2 separate regions of the Homo sapiens genome follow, and region 1 is linked to region 2. A link is an interaction called in ENCODE POLR2A ChIA-PET data of the cell type or tissue named here. Cell type or tissue: OCI-LY7. All regions are shown on one strand. Each heading gives the region's core, and the rest is flanking DNA. Links, peaks and the distances in the headings are about the cores only. Region 1 overlaps LOC105379412 (a long non-coding RNA gene). Region 2 overlaps NDUFC1 (NADH:ubiquinone oxidoreductase subunit C1).

What was found. ChIA-PET counts read pairs that join two places held together with the same protein. Peaks named below come from ENCODE experiments on the same cell type or tissue, not always from the same donor. Only the 100,000 strongest peaks of a DNase experiment are listed, where the experiment ranks them.
Region 1: POLR2A ChIA-PET joins it to region 2 with 9 read pairs; 14 of 35 experiments call an interaction of 5 or more read pairs at or near these places.

What each region holds. Positions count from the first base shown.
Region 1 is chr4:139,187,810-139,193,187 of GRCh38, reverse strand. All of the region lies in intron 1 of LOC105379412 (a long non-coding RNA gene), which reads right to left. Among named protein-coding and RNA genes, the nearest start is that of ELF2, 13 kb to the right of the region's middle. In OCI-LY7, for the core only: no CTCF peak of the experiment used is centred there; no DNase peak of the experiment used is centred there.
Region 2 is chr4:139,293,417-139,298,794 of GRCh38, reverse strand. It overlaps NDUFC1 (NADH:ubiquinone oxidoreductase subunit C1), which reads left to right. Exons shown (of 6, transcript NM_001184989.2): 2 at 1,352-1,410; 3 at 2,835-3,063; 4 at 3,649-3,752. The coding sequence starts at 2,997. Among named protein-coding and RNA genes, the nearest start is that of NAA15, 5.4 kb to the left of the region's middle. RefSeq lists an enhancer at 2,641-3,204. In OCI-LY7, for the core only: CTCF peaks have their summits at 2,724 and 2,926 (motif pointing right); DNase peaks (open chromatin) are centred at 2,944, 3,404 and 3,764; H3K4me3 peaks cover 3,038 bases; H3K27ac peaks cover 3,132 bases.

The DNA of each region.
Region 1 (5,378 bases), core at 102-5,101, 110 kb after region 2:
GGAGGCCCTCTTTAAAAAAAAGAAAAAAAAGAAAAAGAGAAACTACAGTGTCATGGATGAAGTAAGAACCAAAAGCTATAGTGAATCAAAGGAGGGCAAAAATCAAACTTAGTTTGGAGGGTGGGAGGTGTGTCAGAAAATCAGGAAAAGCTTCATGGTGGAGATATATTTGGATGTATAAAAGCTTCATGGTGGAGATAATATTTGAGATGAACCCTGAAGAATATGCAGCTCTGACAGAACAAGAGAGGGAATTTTGTGTAGAAGAAGTATCCTGAGCAAAGGCATATGGGTGGGAAAGTTCAGGCATGATCCGTTTGTAGCCATTTGTGACTGGTGCCCAGACTCCGCCAAGAAAAGTGGTGGGAAGTAAGCCTGGAAAGATAGACATGGGGCTATTGTACAGAGGCCTTCAATGCCAGGATGAGGAGTTTGTACTCAGAGATTCTGAGTAGTAACATCATCACATCTATGCTTTAGGAAGATTAATCTGGACAGCATATATAAAGCAAATTGGAATTGGACACAGAATTAAGCCTACCTGTTACAGGGCTAATGCAGTAATCTGTGAAAAATATAACAGAGCCTTGTTTGAGACACTTTGGTTTGCAAAAAATGGAAACCAACTTGATGTAGCCTATGCTAAAAAGGGAGAGTAGGCCGGGCGCGGTGGCTCACGCCTGTAATCCCAGCACTTTGGGAGGCCGGGGCTGGCGGATCACGAGGTCAGGAAATCGAGACTATCCTGGCTAACTCGGTGAAACCCCGTCTTTACTAAAAATACAAAAAAATTAGCCAGGCGTGGTGGCGGGTGCCTGTAGTCCCAGCTCCTTGGGAGGCTGAGGCAGGAGAATGGCGTGAACCCGAGAGGCGGAGCTTGCAGTGAGCCGAGATCGCGCCACTGCACTCCAGCCTGGGCGACAGAGCGAGACTCTGTCTCAAAAACAAACAAACAAACAAACAAAAAAATTTAGCTGGGTGTGCTGGTGAGTGCCTGTAGTCCTAGCTTCTTGGGAGGCTGAGGTGGGAGGATCACTTGAGCCCAGGAAGTTGGGGCTGAGGTGAGCCATGGCACCACTGCACTCCCATCTGGGTACAGAGCAAGACTATATCTAAAAAAAAAAAAAAAAAAAAAAAAAAGTGTTATTTTTGGTGATTTATTTCCCATTCTAAATAAATATTCTATTTGTACCCATAATTTTCTATTTATTTAAAAAAGAGGGCCTCCCTCAAATTGTATTAAGTTTCAGGCCTTATAAGAGGTGGACTCCCCCCAGCCATTAGAATGATCTGGGTCCGGAAAGCTGCCAGGAACCTACACACTTCTCTCTGCTCTCTAATGTCTGAGTCTCCTTGTGGCAAAGCCACAGCAGAAGGGCTTTTCCTGCTTCTCAGTTTCCATACGGCAGACTGTGATTCTCTCACAACTACCAGCATACAAAATTCCAGAGACATTAAGAGACTGTAGATGGCCTGTTGGTCCCAGTTCCAAATTCTGGAAAGAACAGGTATGATAGGCCCAGCTTAGATGAGGTACACCTTGCTGATTCAATCATTCGGCTATAGCCAAAGAGAGCAATGTCACATGGCAGAAGTATGGCTGCTGGGGCAGAGCCAGGGCCTGGTGGTCAGAGAATGAGGCTGGAGTGAAAGCGTGTGAGAACAGAAGGAATTGGTAGGGAGCCTCAGAACTGATGAGATTAGACTGGGGAGTAAAGCAAGAATGTTAAACAGGAGCAGAACCCTTTTATGGCCCAGTATGGGGGTAGAAGTGATAATCAAAGTGAGGGTCACAGTGGTAGTAGGTAAATCAGTTACTTGAAATTTGCTTTCTTGGGTTAATCCTTGGAGGCTTTGAGTTATATTTATTAAGTGAGGCTATATTTCCTTATAGCATTTCAAGCTCATTTATTGTCTTTTAAGATATTTTTAAAGAGATGTTTTACCTCGTTATAGCTGGTTAAGAAGATTTTTCAGACCTGGCATGGTGGTTTATGCCTGTAATCCCAGTACTTTGGGAGGCTGAGATGGGAGGATGGCTTGAGCTCACGAGTTTGAGACCACCCTGGGCAACATAGTGAGACCCTAACATCTCTATAAAAAATAAATAAATAAAATGTTATAAAGGAGATTTTTCATATGCTACCCTTTTAATGCTATCATTTCAGACTGATGTTAACTTTGTAAGTTCTAAAGCTTAAAAAAATAAAATGTTTGTTTCAGACTGATGTGAACTTTGTAAATTCTAAAGCTTAAAAAAAAAAAGTTTGTTACCTGGTAGACTAAATGGCCTTAAGCCCTGGTAAATATATGTATGTTTATTGTAATCTGTCTTCTCTTTTTTTCCTCTAATCACATCTTCAAAATGTTTATCCTACAAAAATAAAAACAGCTAGAATGCCTGGAATATACAAAAAAGTCCTGCTTTTTTGTCTTACTTTTTCATCCTTTCACTCCATTCATTTCATCCCAAAAATCTGATTCTAGAAAACAGGATCACTGTAAAGATGTTGCAGTGGGAAGAGAATTCCACAAATTCAGTCACTTATATCACAGTCCGTGATACTACTTCTTAATCTCATTTCAAGGTATCTAGACCATTTAGACCAAAACCTTCTGTGTCGTCTGAAAACTCTACACTCAAAAAGCTCAGTGCTGGCCGGGCATGGTGGCTCAATGCCTGTAATCTCAGCACTTTGGGAGGCCAAGGTGGGTGGAGCACGAGGTCAAGAAATCGAGACCATCCTGGCCAGCATGGTGAAACCTGTCTCTACTAAAAATACAAAAATTAGCTGGGCGTGGTGGTGCGTGCCTGTAGTCCCAGCTACTCGGGAGACTGAGGCAGGAGAATCGCTTGAACCTGGGAGGCGGAGGTTGCAGTGAGCAGAGATCGTGCCACTGCACTCCAGCCTGGGGATAGAGCAAGACTCCGTCTCAAAAAGAAAAAAAAAAAAAAAAAGCTCAGGGCTATTCACTTGGTGCTGATAACCACATGTGCATCTTCTGTAAAACTTTTTCCGTTGCTGTTCTCAGCATACTGGCATTTGGGAGTTCAGTATATTAGGGCCTGAGAGGCACTAAATAGTTTATCTAATCTGGATATTCGGGACTGATGTTATAGGCACACCCTAATATCTAGTTCCTGCCTAATTTAACAAGTATTACATTAATGATTGAAGGGCTCTTTGGGCTAATGATAAATAAAAAATATTAAAGACTGAAATTTTTAATACACAATATAAAAATAATTAAATTTTCTATCACATAAATATTAGAAAAATACCAAAATTGGTTAATAGTAAATGTCAACTACCATATAAAAATACACAAGACATCCTGAGGAAAAACTGAAAAGCAAAATAATTTTGAACATACAGACACGGCTAGCTATAGTCAAAATTATAAAGTAGGCTGGGTGTGGTGTCTCATGCCTGTAATCCCAGCACTTTGGGAATCCGAGGCAGGAGGATCCCTTGAGTCCAGGAGTTCAAGACCAGTCTGGGCAACATAGTGAGAACCCTGTCTCCATAAAAAATAAAAAATTAGCTAGGGATGGTGGCATGCACCTGCAGTTCCAGCTACTTGGGAGGCTGAGGTGGGAGGATTGCTTGAGCACAGGAGATCCAGGCTGCAGTGAGTCATGATCGTACCACTGAACTCCAGCCTGGGTGGCAGAGTGAGACTCTATCAACAAAACCAAACCAGAAAACCCCCAAGTTATAAAGTAGATAATTGTCCACATTCAAGTCCACTGTTGGCTAATGAATTTTAGCTCTTTCCTATTTTCCTTAGTTTCCTAATTTCCCCAATCTCTCCCTGCCTCACTAGATCCAAGCCTGCCTCTGTCAATCTATACTTGACTTCCTCTCTTCCCCTCAGCTTCACTAGTTTGCTTGCCTCCTGCCCTGACTCAGCAAGTTAATTAAAGAGAGCCCGTTATTGCTAAATCCCTTCCTCTAGGCTCAAGGGCATCACCTAAGACCTTCCTCTTTCCCACTTCTCACTTCAGTGACCTCAAAAAGGGAGCCTGTGAAAATAAGAAAAACTGGATTCAAATTCCATTTCTGCTCAGCTGTATTAGGCAGAGGTATTATCTATCCTTAGGAGAGCACACTATAGGGAGAGGCTGGCCTGACACCCTGGGGATGATAATGAGGAGGAGGAGGAGGAGGAGGAGGAGGCTGGGCAGACTGTTAAGAACTTGCAGCCTGGAGTCAGCTAGTTTCCCCTGCTCACTTACTGGTGATTCTGGGAAAAGTCAGTTTCTTTTTCTTTCTTTTTTCTTTCTTTTTTTTTGAGATGGTGTCTCGCTCTTTCGCCCAGGCTGGAGTGCAGTGCTGCGATCCAGCTGCGATCCACAGAACAGCTGGGATTACAGGCCCGTGCCACCACACCCGGCTAATTTTTGTATTTTTAGTAAAGACAAGGTTTCACCATGTTGGCCAGGCTGGTCTTGAACTCCTGACCTCAAGTGATCTGCCTGCCTCAGCCTCCCAAAGTGCTAGGATTACAGGCAAGAGCCACCGTGCCCGGCCATGAGCCACTATGCCCAGCCAGGTCAGTTTCATAATCTAAAATATGATAATACTATAGTATCTTCCTGATTGGGTGATTGTGAGGATTAAAAGAAAGTGCATGGCCCGGCGCAGTGGCTCATGCCTGTAATCCCAGCACTTTGGGAGGCTGAGGCGCGTGGATCACAAGGTCAGGAGATCCAGACCACCCTGGCTAACACGGTGAAACCCTGTCTCTACTAAAAATACAAAATATTAGCCGGGCGTGGTGGCAGGCGGGCGCCTGTAGTCCCAGCTACTCAGGAGGCTGAGGCAGGAGAATGGCGTGAACCTGGGAGGTGTAGCTTTCAGTGAGCCAAGATAGCGCCACTGCACTCCAGCCTGGGTGACAGAGTGAGACTCTGTCTCAAAAAAAAAAAAAAAAAAGAAAAAGAAAGGGCACCACCGGACTCGGTGGCTTACGCCTGTAATCCCAGCACTTTGTGAGGCAGAGGCGGGAGGATCACCTGAAGTTGGGAGTTCGAGACCAGCCTGACCAACATGAAGAAACCCCGTCTCTACTAAAAAATACAGATTAGCCGGGCGTGGTGGCACATGTCTGTAATCCCAGTGACTCGGGAGGCTGAGACGGGGCATCGCTTGAACCTGGGAGGCAGAGGTTGCAGTGAGCTGAGATCACACCACTGCGCTTCAGCCTGGGCAACAAGAGCAAAACTCCGTCTCAAAAAAAAAAAAAAAAAAGAAAGTGCACCTATTAAGAAGATGCTAAATTTCAAAAGTATTTCATTGGTATTTAGGCCTCTGACCACATATAAGTATAGATATTATCAATTACTATACCTATTCATTTTTTATTTTTATTTC
Region 2 (5,378 bases), core at 299-5,298:
GGCTTGGGTGGGAAGATTCCTTCGGCCCCAGAGGTCGAGACTGCAGTGAGCTGTGATGACACCTCTGCTCTCCGGCCTGGGCAACAGAGCTGAGACCTTGTTCCAAAAAAAAAAAAAGAATATAAAAGAAATTCATGTATTTGTCACCTAGATTTAACAAATGTTAACAATTTGCTATTGCTTCTGGGTTTTTTTTGTGTGTGTGTATAGACAGGATTTCTCAATGTTGCCCAGGCTACTCTTGAACTCCTGGGCTTAAGCAATCCACCCACCGCAGCCTCCCAAAGTGCTGGGATTATAGATGTGAGCCCCAACGCCCGGCCTGCTGCTGAATCTTTTTTTTTTTTTTTTTTTTTGAGACAGAGTTTCGCTCTTGTCGCCCAGGCTAGAGTGCAATGGTGCGATCTCAGCTCACCGCAACTCTGCCTCCTGGGTTCAAGCGATTTTCCTGCCTCAGCCTCCCGAGTAGCTGGAATTACAGGCATGCACCACCATGCCCGGCTAATTTTGTATTTTTAGTAGAGACAGGGTTTCTCCATGTTGGTCAGGCTGGTCTTGAACTCCCGACCTCAGGTGATCCGCCCGCCTCGGCCTCCCAAAGTGCTGGGATTACAGGCGTGAGCCAGGGCGCCCAGCTGCTGAGTCTTAAAAAATAAAAACTTATAGATACATCTTGGTGTGTGGGGAGGTGGGAGGTTGTTGGTTTTTTTCTTTTGTTTTGTTTTTGTGACAGGGTCTCACTGTGTCACCGAGGCTGGAGTACAGTGGCAGAGTCTTGGCTTACTGTAGCCTCACCTCCCAGGTCCAAGCGATCTTCCAACCTCAGCCTCCCGAGTAGCTGGAACCACAGACATGCACCACCACACCCAGCTAATTTTTTAAAAAATCATTTTGTAGAGATAGTTATCTACCTATGTTGCACAGGCCAGTCTTGACCTCCTGGACTCAGGCAATCCATTTACCTTGTTCTCACAAAGTGCTAGGATTAGAGGCCTGAGCCACTGTGACTGGCCCAAGTCCTAAGTTTGATTCATAGTATTCTCATGCATGCTGTATCAATAAAAATAGGGATTTTTTGTTTTGTTTTTTGCATTTTATACTGTTTTTCAATTCTTGCTCTTTTTTTACCTTCCTTGGGAGATGTGATTTTTTCCCAGTGGAAAAATCTTGGACTGAAACTTTGCTTTTCTAGCTGCTAACTCAAATCCTCTCTCTTTTCACCTGGATCATAAATAAGATTTTAGTGTTCAAATTCTGAAGATGCTTACATGAATGTTATGAAGCAACTTCTAACAAAATATTATAGATATTAGTTCCTAGCTGGAATTACTTAATCAGGATTCTTTTCTAGATGCAGTTTCACATACAGCTGGGTACTCCAAGTGTACAGTTCCCATCAGCTCTAATATGGTGAGAAAAATGTGCTTATACTTCATCACTTTCCCAAAATACACACTAGTAAAAGGATACAAGGGCCAAAGCTCTGAAAAAGAACAAAGCAGTCTTTCTCAATAGCAGTACTGAAATTAGTAATTTGCTTACTGGTTCTGAATACTCTGACTAAAGATAGCATCTGTTTCAACTTGTTGGATACTAGCAAAAGCTTCATCAGGACAAGCTTCCAACGGATGGTGTAGAAAGGATATACAACTGACAGGTTGCTGAGTGGACAATAAGTGGCGAACCAACAACTGGCTCAGCACATTCATTGGGTAGTTTACTTACTTGAGCATGAGTCCAGGAGGCTCAAACTAGGTTACAAACTAAAGTGACTCACAATTTAGCAATCCATTTAGCCACCATTTGCATGTTAAAATGAGCCAGAAAACACAGTGCAATTAATTGACTTTTTGGTCAATAATTTTTGGTTAAAAAAGATCTTAAAATAACATTGCTAAAGAGAATATAGGAGATTTGCTAACATTTATTTTGGTTTTAAAATTAATGACATAAAGTTTAAAGGATTAGTTTTAAAGGGTCAAAATGTATTGTCTGTTACCTATAAATATTTTTACTGGTCTTTAGACATCAGATTGAACTGAATTGAATGTACAAAGATCTGGCTCAACTGTGCAAGATAAAACCTATTCCTCAGAACGATGTCTTTAATAGGCAAAACCAAATAAATTGTTTACTACTACCAGACACTTGTTTAAGCTTCTCAGCAACCCTATAGGTTTTATGTTACAGATGTAAAACTTAGGTATAGAGAGGTTAAGTAATTTGCCTAGAAATCATAGAGCTAAAAAGTGGTGAGCAGAATGGCTTTGAACGCTGATTCTACAGCTTATGGTCTAGGGTGGTCCAAGTCTGTTAGGTGGGCTAATGAGGATCACTAGATCTGGAGTCAGAAGACCTCAAACTGTATCCCACCTCTGCCATCTGTGTGATCTTAAGCCTACCTAAGGCACTAATTCTACTTCACAGGTTTGTGAGGCTTCAGTATGATCGTGAGTGTAAGTGGTAAGTGTTAAGAGATCTTTTCAACTGTAAAATATAATATGTCACCTTGGATGAGTAGCTGTCTTCTTTAAGCTTCATCTGTAAATTGAGGCTTATAACCACGGCATGATATGTGCTCGTTTTGAAGATGAAATAAGACAATGAATGTAAACCATATGATACATTAATGCACCGTGCCTGGACCACAGAATTCAATCCAAATGCTAGTTATTATTCAGCACGACACTTTTCTTTCTTCTGGCTCATGTAGGAAAATTTTAATAAACCTCTTGATGAATAGCCGTAGAGATGGGGTGAAAAACCCCCAGAGGACAGAGAATAGGTAAACTCTTTTTTCTTTTAATTATTTTCTTCCTAATTCCACTGTATAGACAGAAGGCTGAGGCCGGGGTGCTAGAGAACCTTGCCGTGCTGGAATTCACGTTGACGCCCCCACGGAGCTCTGCTGCAGAGCCCTCGAGTCCCGCACTTCCGGCCGCCAGGTGGCGCTGGTTCTGTTGCCAACTCGGAGAGACTGAGCTGGGCCACGCAAGATGGCGCCGTCCGCCTTGCTGCGTCCCCTTTCCCGGCTGCTGGCCCCCGCCAGGCTCCCGAGCGGCCGTGAGTATCCTCCTCGTGCAGGCCGACTCGACCCTCAGATTACCCCTCCTAAGGCGGACCCAGCCCACGGGTGCAGGAGGCGGCAGCGGCCCGGGTTCGTCCTGCAGTGACCTTCGCCGGCAGACGACCCAAGGCCCAGCCCACGCCTGTCCCCTACGCAGGGCTCTCTGCTCCCCATCACCCGCCTCTAGCACTTATCCAAGTTCAACCTGACCACTCTTGGCCTTTGTAAATGGACTTTGGGTCCTTGCCTTCCCCACCTCTGTACGTTAGGTCCCGTAAACCGGGAGAGGAGACACCCTCCCCGGGGCGCCCCTTACATGACCACTCCCGAGTCGTCTGAGGGTCCGCAAGCCCTTAAACGAGGCTTTGAAAGCCTCGGACAGGACAGGTGCGTCCTGTCTAACTCGCCAGTGGCCCTGGGCGAGGTACTTGATCTCTTTGAACCTCTATTTCCTTGGCTGTTTAAGTGGGAGATGGGGGAGTTGAAGGGAGAATTAAATGCGATAATACGCACGTAAATGTTAGGGTTTTTTCCCTACAAGGCAGTAAGTTACAAATTTACAGACCCTCTTCCCCTTTCAGCTTCAGTGCGATCAAAGTTCTACGTGCGAGAGCCGCCGAATGCCAAACCTGACTGGCTGAAAGTTGGGTTCACCTTGGGCACCACTGTCTTCTTGTGGATCTATGTAAGTACTTTACTCCCGGATGTCGTGAGACTACACCAGCGTGGTAAGGGAATGACATAACATTGCGAGATTGAATGGTGCTGTTATATGTTGTATGGCAGTGAAACTCTCATAACAGTAGGATATTTATATAATCGCTGATACGTATTTTTCCATAAGAGAAATCCCAAGGACTAAAAAGAAATTAAGATTTCAGCAACATTGAAAAAGTATGATGGGACTAAAATTTCTGTTATTGTTCCTTAACATGGTTTTGTAAGGAATGGCAGTTTTACTAAATAGTAATTATACTTTTTTTTTTTTTTTTTGAGATGGAGTCTCACTCTGTCTCCCAGGCTGGAGTGCAGTGGCGTGATCTCGGCTCACTGAAAGCTCTGCCTCGCGGGTTCACGCCATTCTCCTGCCTCAGCCTCCCAAGTAGCTAGGACTACAGGCGCCCGCCACCACGCCCGGCTAATTTTTGTATTGTTGGTAGAGACGGGGTTTCACCGTATTAGCCAGGATGGTCTCGATCTCCTGACCTATTGATCCGCCCGCCTCGGCCTCCCAAAGTGTTCTGATTACAGGCGTGAGCCACCACGCCCGGCAATAGTAATTATACTTTATTTCTTAATGAGAATTGAGGCTAATTGGAGTTTTATGAAGGTACCTTTTTCAGATGCTGTAAGGACAAACCAGCAGTGTGCAAGTTGTACAAATTGAATCCCAGTAGACTTCCATTAGGTTTTAATCAATGTTTGTATAAATACATTGTTGGAAATTGTACATAGTGTGTAGCGACCTTTTTAAAAAAATTTTCAGGCCGGACGTGGTGGCTCACACCTGTAATCCCAGCACTTTGGGAGGCCAAGGTGGGCGGATCACGAGGTCAAGAGATCCAGACCATCCTGGCTAACACAGTGAAACCTCGTCTCTACCAAAAATACAAAAAAAATTAGCCAGGTGTAGCGAAGGGCGCCTGTAGTCCCAGCTGTTCAGGAGGCTGAGACAGCAGAATGGTGTGAACCCGGGAGGTGGAGCTTGCAGTGAGCCGAGATCGTGCTACCGCACTCCAGCCTGGGAGATACAGCGAGACTCTGTCTCAAAAAAAAAAAAAAAAAAAAAAAAAAAAATTCACACCACATGCTTTACACATAAACTTGCGTTTAATCATTTCAACAACACTACGTGGCACCTACTATTGTTGACCCGTTACAGATAAGAAACACTTGGAGAAACTAGTTTGCTGAACCCAGTTCTCCTGACTTCAGAGGCCACACTATCCTAGAAAAGACTGTGAAACACTGCCTCTGTTGGGATAAAATTTCTTTTTAAAGTTAAAGTATCTGCTATATTAATATTTAAAATTTTGTTTTTTATCTAATGGGTTTGGGACTTCCTCCACTGTCCCCCAGCTCTAAGATATTTTAAATTTTCTTGTTGAAGTGGTTCAGATTTTTGACTTGGAAAGGGGTGAGAGATTTTGAGTCACTTACAACTTAATAGTAACTCATCTTTTTGAATAATGTTGCTTATAATGAATTTTATACATTCTTAATTTAAGGTTTTCTCTAACAAGAAGCTTAATTACTGCTGAGAGCACTAGTGATTGAACTTGGATCTTTGATTGCCATGAATGTCATCGTA